Regions from separate parts of the Homo sapiens genome. Here regions 1 and 2 are each linked to region 3. A link is a loop called in an ENCODE intact Hi-C map of the cell type or tissue named here. Cell type or tissue: ascending aorta. All regions are shown on one strand.

Region 1 (4,000 bases), 140 kb before region 3:
TGGCACTCATAGCAGCTGGGGTGACATTCCTTCCTCAAGGGGGATCTGGGAGGCCCACGTCCATGTAGACCACAGTGATCTAATAGTTTCAGAAAGAACTGGAAAACGAGAGAGAGAAAGGCAAAAGGTGAGATTTGTGTGTCCTCATGTTCTAGAAAAAAAGTAATATAGTTCTAATTCCTTGGACATATCTAAAACAGCAGCCCAGCAGGCCAAAACGCAAGGACCCTTTTCACAAAGACTTCTGCAGGTCATGCACTCAGCAGACAGACTTACTAGGAATGGCCATAGTTCCAGTCCCAGGAACAGTCTTGGACTGCATGGGCATGATGTACTAAGCTACTCAGATTACAATGGTCAGTCTTTATGGTCAATTCTGCTCCTTGTTCTCTAGCCCCACACCAGCCTCCTCTGCAACAACAACTGCAACAACAACAGAGATATGACAGCCTCCCTCTCTCATTGCTAAGGAAGGACTTCAAAGCACACTGAGTAATTTGCATTTCTTATCCCAGGACAGAGAGAATTATAATAAAGCATTCGTTGGCTTTTTCTCTTCAGGACCAGAGTCTTGTATGTTCAGTTCTTTGGCTTTTGAGTTCCAAACCTGTAGGAGAACTTCTAAGCCCAGCAAATTTTGAAGCATCCCTGATGAATTCCTTCATCCCGATTATTTATAATAAAGGAGGCATTAATCTCCCCACACAGGGATGGCAGCCTTCACATAGAAGACTAAGGAAAAATGATGGTGCTAACTCAGACCCTGAGGGGTTTATTATATTAAAGTGAAGGAAATAAATCTCCACACTCTATTGTGTTTGAGTCAGGGCCCCTCCACTTCTTGTTCTCACTGGCCACCCCCTCAGAACCCCCTAATGAAACAGAGCTAGAGGAGAAAATGGCAAAGCCAAGCAAGAGGCCTTTTTCCAGATCACTCCTTAAACCACCACATACTGAAACACTCAGGAAAGGCTTTTATTCAAACTCTGAGAACAAAGGCAGAGTAAGGCTAGCACAAATGAAGTAAGAGCAACAAGTATCAAAGAGCAGAGGCTAAATATCCAATTCCATTCTGTGTAAATACAGCTAATGAAAATGTCTTATCTGTTAATTTTTTCCCCAGCTGATGGCCTGCCCAATGCATTCAGTTTCATTGAGAGTTAAGGACTCTGCCAAGTTCTACTAACATAAAATGTGCTCTCATACAGTAGTACAGAGGGAAAAGGGGTTGATATTTTTGTTTTTTTATCACACAGCCTAAAAAGCATATGGTATTATCCACAATGACTGTTTCAGAAAGAATGGGGAGGAAGATTTTAACCCAGATTTGGCAAGCTCTAAAATTATTTCCACTCTAAAATATTGTTTATTTTAAATAATATTTGATCTGCAAAACTTGACTACTGCCAAAATAATTTAAACTCCCCCTTAGTATTTAGAGGACTAGAAGATGCCTTCCAGTGAAGGAAATAAAAAGTATAACTTTGAGAAGACAGTGAAGACCTCCTAGGAATTGAAAATGTTTTAGACAATTTTCACAGCATTGGAGCCATACAGCAGTAAAATTAGACCAATCTGAATTGGGTCGAAAATTAGGAATGTTCACTCATGCTCTAAACCAGTGCTGAACCCTGGTTTTAGTGCCTAACTTGAGTCTGGGAAAGGACAAGGGTCTGGGGAAGTTGGCAGGTGCCTTGTGAATATGTGAACCATTGAGTGAAATGCCATTCAACACTCAGTCATGGCTGTGGCTCCAGTTAGAAACTCATGTGATGGTTAGAGACAAAAAAAAAAAAAAATGACACTCAGTAGATAAGATGAAAGCTCCTAGTCGAGCTGATGCCCATACTGACCTCCTGTTCCAGGATCCTGAGGGAAAGCTGCCCATGCAACAGCAGCAACTGAGGTAATGAAGGCTCCACATAACAATGCATTTACATTCAAAATCCACTCTGCTCCACATTGTTCTTAGCAATCACTCACTCATCTTGCTAAATGTTACCCACGCGATCTGACTCTGCATGTTTACATTGCAAAAGGTAACTGTGAAATATGTACATTGTTTTCTGCGTGTATATTATATATTCCAGTAAAAAATTAAAAATAAACAAGTAATATTGACAAGCTGGAGTCAGAGTATGGGATAGCCCAAGCCATCTGCTTCCTTTCCCTGCCTTAGTCTTCATAGTGATCAGGGACGCCTATGGAAGCCTTCATATTGAGGGATAGGGATGCAGATAATAAAGTGCAAGGGTGATCAACATTGCGAATTCTTCATTCAGTGGCAGAGTCAGAATGCCTTTTCAAACGACAGATTTCACAGGCCTCCTAACACTACATTGGCCTGTGTTCCCTTCAAGGGAAGCTGGGAAAGCCCAACCTGTGTGGAAGCATCAGCAGGTGGAGCTGAAGAGCTAATGGAGCCGCTGAGTAAGGGGACATCTCAGACAAGTGCTTCCAGAACTGGGCAGATGGCATTTTGGATGAGATAGAAAGGCAAATGTACAAAAAACCCTGCGGAGTCCTAATAAGATAAGCGAGCAACAATAAGGAAGGGGCCCCAGGTCGGAGAGAATAATTGTTCTGAGAAACTGCTAATCACAGACAACCTGCAGACATGCTGTTTCCAAATACCTCATTCACATGTAGACCCCAGCAGCAGGACCTGATCTGCATACCTTATCTGCATGTACCCCCTCCAATATGACCCCATAAAACTTCCCTCCAGCCCCTGCCTCTTTGCAGACAGCCCCTTCTCTGCTGTGCTGCCTGTTGCACCCTTGCAATGTATCTTCGAACTTTATCAAATCTGCCTTTTTTTACCTATAACTGTCCTGGTAAATTCTTTTACCACCCATAACACCGGCCCCAGCCAGTCACACCCTCAACAAACTCAGTGTGTTATTACAGGGTCCTGTGGATGTTATCAAATAAAATTCAAGGTGGACTAGCTTATCTACTTTATACATTCATTCAATAATGTTTATTAGATACCCAGCATGTGCCTGGCACTGTGTTGTACACTGGAAGTGCTGTAGGAAATGAGGTAGACATGGTTTCATGCCCTCATGAAACAGATTCTGAGGAGGTGGCTCAGCTTAATAGTTAAGGATATTCATGCACTTTGGCATTAGACATACCTTTGTCTACATCCTGGCTTTTTCACTTATGAGCTATGGATCCTCAGATCTTGGGTAACTGACTCAATCAATCATCTATAAAGCAGGGCTTAGCAATATTCACCCCAGTAGTTCCCCACCCTCCTAAAATCACATAGGAATTTTTTTTAATACCTATCCCTAAGCCATCCTTATAGATTGTGATTCAATTGGTCTGGGTAAGTACCAAATCATCAGTAATTTTAAAACCCACCAGACACATCTATTGAGCAGCCAGTGAGAACTACTCCTCTATTCATTAGGGTCTGTGGGGGAACTGTACTGAATAGTGTACGTGAATACCTTGTGCTTAGTAAACATGTTAGCTTTGATTCCCAAACATCACAGCTGCTGTCTCACTAATCAGAGGAATCAGAGGCCCAGGTATATGGGAGAAGACTGTTAACCTGAAGCTGGGCCATGAGCAAGTAAGAGCTGAAGATCATTCTAATGGTTTTTCCCTAAGGGGAAAAAATGACTGCCAGTCTATAACTTGATCACAGCTAAATAACCACCGCTGTGTTGATTTTAATGGGTAAGCTAACTTGGCTATTTCAAGAGATGGCTTATTTATTGATTTATTTAAATTTCCATTTTTACTACAAGCCATTCAGTGCTTAATATTGTTTCATACTAGCAAATGCTAATTAGGAGTAGAATTAAGAACATATCTTAGAATCATATCTGACCCAGACCTTTCATTTCACAAATGAGAACAAGGAAGCCCTAAGAAGTGAAGTGATTTTCCCAAGGTCAAACATCCAGCAGGTGCAAAGTTTTGTTTCATTTGTTCTCAGCACAAACTTGTATAACAATTTAGCTGTATGCAACTTTACATAATA
Region 2 (4,000 bases), 260 kb before region 3:
CTTGTATTCTGATGCTTGAGGAAAGGTAAATTCATCTAGGAGAGACAAAAATGTAGATGAAAATTTGTGAATACCTTAAAGGGAAGTTGAGGTAACTTTCAAGGATTTCTAGAAGCTGATGAGAATGACATTTTAGAAGCAGTAGTAGAAGAAGAATCATCACTATTCACAGTTTTGCTTCAACATTTCTGTCTTTCTTTTCCTTGGTACAAACCTATCACTTGTAGAACTCAAGCCATGTGTTGGGCTCACAAAATGAAATAATAGACAGAAGGGGAAGGTTGAAATTGAGAAAAGAGGGGCTTTCCTAAGTAAGCAAAAGAAAGTACCTTGCATAGCATTAATTGATTTAAAATCCATGTTTAGCATGCACTATCTGTCCAGTTCTATGCTGGGTCTTACGGATATAAAGAAGAATCGAACAGTTGCTACCATCATAACACCGACCTATTGCAGTAGGTGGTGAAACAAAGTGAGGCAGGGGCTGGGAGTCAGAACAGACAAGCACACCTGCAAATTACACTATAATGTGCTGAAAGCTGTCTTAAAGGATGAGGAAGGTGCTGTTTGTGGAAATCTGGAAATGCTCCCCTAAAATGACATTTAATTCTCAAAAATGAATAGAAATTTTTCAGAAGGAACAAAATGTACAAAGGCATAAGCATACAATCATTTTGGAAATGATGTGAGGTTCAGAGTAAATGCAGGGAAGGAGGGTAAGACATGGCAGATGAGGCTGAATAAATAAGAGGAAAATGCATCCTGCAGACTTTAATGCCCAAGGAGAGTTTAAACTCAATTCTATTGGAAACTCGGAGACAACCAATTCAATTTGAATGTTAGAACAATGAAGGAAGATTAACTGAGATGCAATTAATTGATCTTTGCATGGCTTAAAAGAGAGAATACAACATCAGGAAATCATGGTTGCCTCTGTGGAGACAGAAAGGAGGTCAAAAGTCATTAGATCAGAGTGTTCTCTGCTAAGGCAGCAGCTGAAAAGAGGGGGTGGCAATTAAAGGAAAAGTGAAGTTAGGGAAAGGAACTGGCCCTGGGGTCTTTAGGAATAGGGGAGACAGTGCTGGATGTTTGCAAGTGCATGTCTCATACTCATACAATATGATTTCATTTTAGGATTAAAAGTGGAGTTAATTTTGTATCTTTATGTCAATTACTACTGACAAAATGGAACTCATGTACCAGCAGGTCGTCTGCAAGTCGTGGGTCATATGGAAATGAGGAATTCATGTTTAATAATTGACAGTAGCTGATGAACAATCACTTACTTGTTTGTCCCACCCTTTGGCATTTCTGCAACATGGTTCCTAGAGTCATACTCTTCTCTTTTCCTTCCTCTTTGCCCCGGTATTTCACGCATGAAAGGGTGTTTTGGCAGCTAGAGATCTCTTCAGTGAAGAATGTTCTCTTATAGTAAATTCATAGCATTTCAGCATTTCAATACTTCTCTGTATCTCTGATTTCTGGCTTTCCAGAGATGTTAAGTCTAAAACCCCATGCAGAGGATAAAAATGTAATAAGTTAAACAAGAAAATAAGAAAAAATTTTAAAACCTCACATGTTAATTCAGAACAATAGTTCTCAGAATGCAAACTCCAGTTATCTGATTCAGCTGTCCCTGGAGGGGCTTTCTTGGGCAAGGAGTAGATGGCCCAGCATCTAACACTGTATGCATTGCAGGCTTCTCAGCTACTCAGGAAATGAAACCAGGCATATAGCTGTGTATAGAGAAGGAAGGCACTGCCACCTACAGGTTGTAAGATTATGGACCTAACACATTCACATTTAATTTGTAAAAGAAATTATTTTACTAATGTAATGTTGTCATAGCCTTAAAAGCCTCAAAGATAGTTGGTCTATCCTCCTACCTTTGGGCAGACCTGTTTCTAAATATGCAAGAACTTTCGTTGAGATGAGAGAAGTTCAGCTCTCAGACAATTAAAATCTAACCAAAGTCAGACTTGCCCTGCAGGAATTGAGGATTAAGCTAGGCTTTGCACAAGGTAAGCGGTGAAGGGGTGGTTGGCAATTGCCTTCTAATGCAGTCTTTAAACTCTGAGATCTCTCTGGGCCTCAGTTACTCTTTTGTAAACTGACGTAATGGCCTAGATCTGTGGTTCTCAAAGTGTGGTCCCTAGACCAACATCAGCAGCAGCATCCAGGACTGGTCCTGCTGATGATTTACCTGGCCTTGCCCTGGGCCCCAGACCTATTGAATTGGAAACTCTGTAGGTGGGCCCCAGCAATGTGATGTCACAAGTTCTCCAGGTGACTGTGCTATACATAAAAGTGTGAGAATACCTGTGTTAGATGATTTAGAAATATCCCATGTGCAATTCCACACCACTGCAGGTGTTACCTGCAGTTTAACCATCTGTCTGTGGAGGAGCTGTCTGCCCAGGAAGATTGACCTGGGGGTGGTGGTGCAGGGGAGAGCAACTGAGGAAAAGTTAGAGCTGAGAAGCCGAGGTTCACCTGTCTAGTGAATGAAAATTCAGCCTCTGATGGACAGTCCTGATGGTCAACTGAATGTCTAAAGACCATTGGTCCAAGAGATTTCTCACCCTATTTCACCAACATATAAGAGCAATGGACTCTCACTCTGCTTTGCCATCCACTGTCTGAACGAATGCATTTCCCCTGGCTGCACCCCAACTACCAAATAACAAGGCTTAGGTTTCCCCTCTTCTTCCACAAAGACTTTTGTGAATGGCAATAAGTCCATATTTTTCCTTCCTTCCTTCCTTTCTTTCTCTTTCTTTCTTTTTTTCTTTCTCTCTCTCTTTCTTCCTTCCTTCCTTTCTTTCTTTCTTTTCTTTTTTCCTGAGACAGGGTCTAGCTCTGTTGCCCAGGCTGGTGTGCAGTGACACAATCTCGGCTCACTGCAGTCACCACCTCCCAGGCTCAAGCAATCTTCCCACCTCAGCCACCCAAGTAGTTAGGACTACAGGGATACACCACCATGCCTGGCTAATTTATTGTTTTTTTGTTTTGTTTTGTTTTGTTTTGTTTTGCAGATACGAGGTTTCACCATGTTGCCCAGGCTCGTCTCAAACTCCTGAGCTCAAGCAATCCTCCCACCTCACCCTCCCAAAGTGCTGGGATTACAGGCATGAGCCACTATGCCTGGCCCATATTTTTCTCTTTCTATCTGAATCCCCTTCTCCCCAACGTCCATAGCAGAAAATTGAGTACTTAATGACATATCATATTGGAGTATTTTCAAATTGTTCCCATGATTATCTCATCTCACTCACCAGAGCTCACTGAGGATTTTTGCTTATGTGGCTCATATACTCACCCCCATGTTTCTGGCAAGTTTCCAGAGCGACTCCGGCACAAATTGGTGTTTAACAAATTATTGATGATTGACTTTTATATAGTTATCTGAAACTACAAATGTGAATACATTTTAAGCCACCACAATTTTTCTCCTCTTTTCCCCATTATGATCCTAAAGGATTCTGTAAAACAGTCATATTGACTTAAAGAGGGCTAAAACCCACAAAAAAACAGCGAACTTGAAAAAGGTGAAGTGGTGAGGAATTCTAAGAATTATATTAGACCCACCTAGGTAGATCAGTGGAACAGTCACTCTTCAAATTTCCTCTGTTATGGGTCATGTATTTGAGCAGTTAAAAAAAATAAAATTTAAACCACACCGACCAAAAATTTGAATCATCCTTTTAAAGAAAACTTAATAAAAGTTATGTGCAGATGTAGCTAGTACTAGAAAATAAACCAAAATGTCAGCAGTCTTTTTTAGTATTGTGACTATGAGATTGTTGATGAGTAATTATTGAAAACCTCCCTGAATTTGTTCTGGACTTCCTTTCAATAGGAAGGAGAAAACTTAAAACAGACTGAGGTGTCTGTCCCTTGGTTGCTAAAGCTGCTCTAGAAGGGTGCTCTGTAGAGAGCCCTGTCTGTTATGAAGAAGAAGAGTCAGGGGTCTGACACTACCCCAAGCCCTTTTCTTTTA
Region 3 (4,000 bases):
AATAATAATAATATTTTGGCTAGCCTTCAGAGGTAGAACTCTCTAGAGATGTGAAAAAGGTATGAATGACAAAGAGTCCTGAAAATCAGAGAACACATATTGGGCCTATGCAGGGAGATTTCAACTGGGGAGTTTTCGGTGCACTGCTGTTTAACTAATATCCTGCAGAGCCTACTTATTGCATACATAACAGTTATAGAACACAGGATTAGATGCCTCCAGAAAAGCTACAGGGAGTTAATTGTATGCCCAGTCGCACATCTACCCATTGCCACTTGAACTTTTTGTAGTAGAGGTCTCGATTGTCTATTTTCTGATTGGTAGGCTTTTTTATTACTTACTTTATGGAAACCCTAGCTAAGAGTAAATATGTATCCCCAAAGAAAAATGACTAACTTCTTAAACTTTGACAGATGCTCGCTATGTTTTCAATTTCCAAATAAATTCAAGCTTCGAGGCTATAACAGCTGTTCAGCCCCTGGTCTCATCACTCATACGTACATGTTCAATTCTGTTACTTTTACAGCGGAACTGAACACCATTGCTCCCATCATCTCCAACTTTTTCCTGGCCTCATATGCACTTATTAATTTCTCCTGCTTCCATGCCTCTTATGCCAAATCTCCAGGTAAGCTGACTTCCAAACTAAAATATGCCTAAGCAAACAGTTAGTTTGTCTCAATAAAACGAAATAAATCAGTGAAAAGTGTTCAATCTGTGTTTATATGTTTCCTTATATCCTAGTGGGAAGCGTAATCCACTTTATTTTGGTGAGTTTGGGGATGAGTTTTGAAATAGAAAAAGAATCATTTGAGCAATGGCCTTTTTGACCAACCAGAAAGTCAATTTTCTCCTGTGGCAATAAATTATTCATTGCAAGAGAAACCACACTTATTTCAGCAGTAGAAAAACACCACTATTTATTTCCAGGGTGAAAGTGACCACAGAAGTGGAATTAATCTATATATTTGAAACTTCCTTACTATCAAATTTGTTTCCTGCCCATGGTGCAGAAGAGAAGGATGAGTAGTTCCCATAATTACCTGCTGAGTGGAGGCAATGTAGACAGGCTGCATTGATGCTGGTGGCATCAGTGCACCCTTTGGGCTGTGGTTTAAAGCTGTTCAAAATTTCACACCAAAGAACCTTCCCCTTTCTAGTCACTCCTCACCTCTTCTTTGCTTTCATTGTCCACTACAGTTTCTTCTGCCTTTCTACCAGAATAGAGAGTTGTCATTATCTACCTTCAGAAAGTTCTCCACCTTGAGAACTTTTACCGGATATATAAACACATTTCCACTCATTGAGGGCCTGACAAGATATTAAGCCTCCTTTGGAAAAACTTGCTGCCAATAAGACAAAATATAGATGGCAGACCAATCTTAATCTAACGAATACTAGGCTACAGAAAGTAGCAGAGTATTTTTGTTTCTTTGTGTGTTTTGTTAACACAGAAATGTGTGACTCCATGCCATGTTATGGCCACTTTTGAAAAATAAGGTGAAATAATAGAGGCAGCCAGGGAAAAGAGTAAAAAAGAGAACGGGAAAGAAGGAGAGAGACAGGAAAATATAGAACAGCATATAGAGGAAGACACATGGATACACAAACCCAGAAAATGTCTGCCTCACACACACACACACACACACACACACACACGGACGGGAAGCCAGACTCAGAGAAAAATAAGACTATTTTCAATGATGTTCTTGAAGTGCTATGTCCATCTTGTGGCCATTTAGGAAATTGCTCCCAAACACTTAAAAGTTCTGCTGTGTTTTGGCAACTCCTAATTTAAAACATACCCCATTCATTAACAAAAGGTGCCCTTCGTATCAGAGCTTTTCCCTCCTGTCCATACTGTCTTCCAGTTGCTTCCATTTCAGGGAACTAAAAGAACACAGAAAACTCCCACGCACGTGCGCACTGTGAGAAATATTTTCATTGCAAAATGCATGACACATTAACACATTGGGTTTAAGAAGCCTTTGCTAGCCCTTAAGTTTAAAAAGCCATTTCTCCATCTTTTTTCATCAGTTATTATTTCTGAAAGGGCAAGCACTGTCCTCTTAGGGTAATGGAAGCTACCAGGAAGTCAAGCAGATTGACCCTTGATGACTACTCCACCTTCTCCAAGGGAGCAAAAAGCCCATTGTTTTCTCTTTTTCTTTCTCTGACAACCAAGAAGTTTCTCCTCCCCACCTGGTAGATCCCACTCTTTCCATTCCTCCTGCCTCTTTTCAGCTCCTGATGGCATAGATACTAGATGCTTAAGGTTTGGAAGTTTGGGAAGACAGTCGGGAGCACGGAGTATGGAGGGTCCTGAATGGCATATTTTTCAGATGCTTAACATTTCCTAAACTTTACAGCATTCTATTTGGTGTAAGTACCATCTTCATAGACCAGGGACCCAAGACCATAGGAAAATAATCACAGATTCTGGAACTTGGCCTAAAAGTTCTGATTCTTTATGTCAGGAAAAAGGCATGTTACCTGCATTCTTCTAATATTCAGTGCCATGATCATAGTAGAGTGGAAGTTTTCCTTCTGCATATTTTGTTTTCAGGATGGAGACCTGCGTATGGAATTTACAACATGTGGGTATCTCTTTTTGGAGCTGTTTTGTGCTGTGCAGTCATGTTTGTCATCAACTGGTGGGCAGCTGTCATCACCTATGTCATTGAATTCTTCCTTTACGTCTATGTGACTTGTAAGAAGCCAGGTAAGATAATGACTGTCTGGAATAGCGTTTCCAAATCTCTCTCTAACTACTCATTTATTAAGCATTTATTGAGCAGCTTCTATGGGCTTAGGTGAGGCATATGTAAGGTGGATATTAATAATATCGTGCAATATAATAGTAACAATAGTTGGGGCCGGGTGCAGTGGCTCACACCTGTAATCCCAGCACTTTAGGAGGCTGAGGTAGGCAGATCACAAGGTCAGGAGTTCAAGACCAGCCTGGCCAACATGGTGAAACCCCATCTCTACTAAAAATACAAAAATTAGCTGGGTGTGGTGGCGGGCCCCTGTAATCTCAGCTACTCAGGAGGCTGAGGCAGGAGAATCACTTGAAACCGGAAGGCGGAGGTTGCAGTGAGCCGAGATCACACCACTGCACTCCAACCTGGGCAACAAGAGCGAAACTCTGTCTCAAAAAATAAGAATAAGAATAAGAATAACAATAGTTAACCTTGTTGAGCACCTATTATATACCATGCACTCATTCAATCATCACAATACTATTAGTCCCATTTTACAGATGAAGAAACTGGGGTTCAAAGAGTTGACTACTTGCCAAAGTAATAATCAAGATGTGATGGAGCTGACCATATAACCAGAATGTGTATGATACCAAACCAACCTGACAAGCTTTCCATTACATCACTTTCTGTTTCTGATGTCCTGATAAATTAGATATAGTCCCTGTCCTCAAGGAGTTCACAGAGTCACACTTAAGGAATTAATTATGATACAATATAGTAACCACTATGAGAGTAATATGAGCAAATTGCTGAGAAAAGGGGAGGGAAGGATTAACTTTGGAATTATCCAGGAAAACTTTTTGGTTCCTAACTTATGTTCACAGAGTCAAACACTCAGTGGACATTTAACAAATATTTTTTAAATGAATAAATAAATGAGGGGTTTTTTAAATTAAAAAAAAAAGCAAGCAACTGGGGTTTGGTTAATCAGAGTCAGGGAATGGTATTTTGGGCAGAAGGTGAAGCATGAATGACATTAAGGACACATGCAAGTGCGGGGCAGCATATTTGGGAAGGCTCAAGGCCTTCAACACACAGAAAGTTCCTGAGTGATGGGGAGAAGGATCACAGGGAGAGCCTGGAAGAGTTGGTGGGGGCCAGATAAATAAGAAACATAAAGGTCATGCCAAAGATTCTGATGTTGTGAGCAATAGGAAGATGCCACAGGCTAATCAATTGGATAAACAATTGGATCTGAACTTTGGGTGTTGACTTTAGTACCATGTATATTAAAT

The links. Peaks named below come from ENCODE experiments on the same cell type or tissue, not always from the same donor. Only the 100,000 strongest peaks of a DNase experiment are listed, where the experiment ranks them.
Region 1: a loop joins it to region 3, with 5 times the contacts of the local background. A loop is called at or near these places in 30 of 110 quality-filtered maps.
Region 2: a loop joins it to region 3, with 4 times the contacts of the local background. A loop is called at or near these places in 8 of 110 quality-filtered maps.

Annotation. Positions count from the first base shown.
Region 1 is chr15:48,110,025-48,114,024 of GRCh38, forward strand. It overlaps LOC124903485 (a long non-coding RNA gene), which reads right to left and starts at 98. Exons shown (of 2, transcript XR_007064619.1): 1 at 1-98. In ascending aorta, a CTCF peak has its summit at 2,417 (motif pointing right); a DNase peak (open chromatin) is centred at 2,457.
Region 2 is chr15:47,986,351-47,990,350 of GRCh38, forward strand. All of the region lies in intron 1 of LOC124900354 (a long non-coding RNA gene), which reads left to right. LOC102724553 (a long non-coding RNA gene) reads right to left here. Exons shown (of 3, transcript XR_001751520.2): 2 at 1,287-1,504. Among named protein-coding and RNA genes, the nearest start is that of SLC24A5, 130 kb to the right of the region's middle. RefSeq lists an enhancer at 1,802-1,851. In ascending aorta, a CTCF peak has its summit at 1,762 (motif pointing left); a DNase peak (open chromatin) is centred at 1,724.
Region 3 is chr15:48,249,049-48,253,048 of GRCh38, forward strand. It overlaps SLC12A1 (solute carrier family 12 member 1), which reads left to right. Exons shown (of 27, transcript NM_000338.3): 14 at 527-628; 15 at 2,567-2,722. Among named protein-coding and RNA genes, the nearest start is that of SLC12A1, 45 kb to the left of the region's middle. RefSeq lists an enhancer at 2,178-3,377. In ascending aorta, a CTCF peak has its summit at 1,750 (motif pointing left); a DNase peak (open chromatin) is centred at 1,693; H3K27ac peaks cover 402 bases.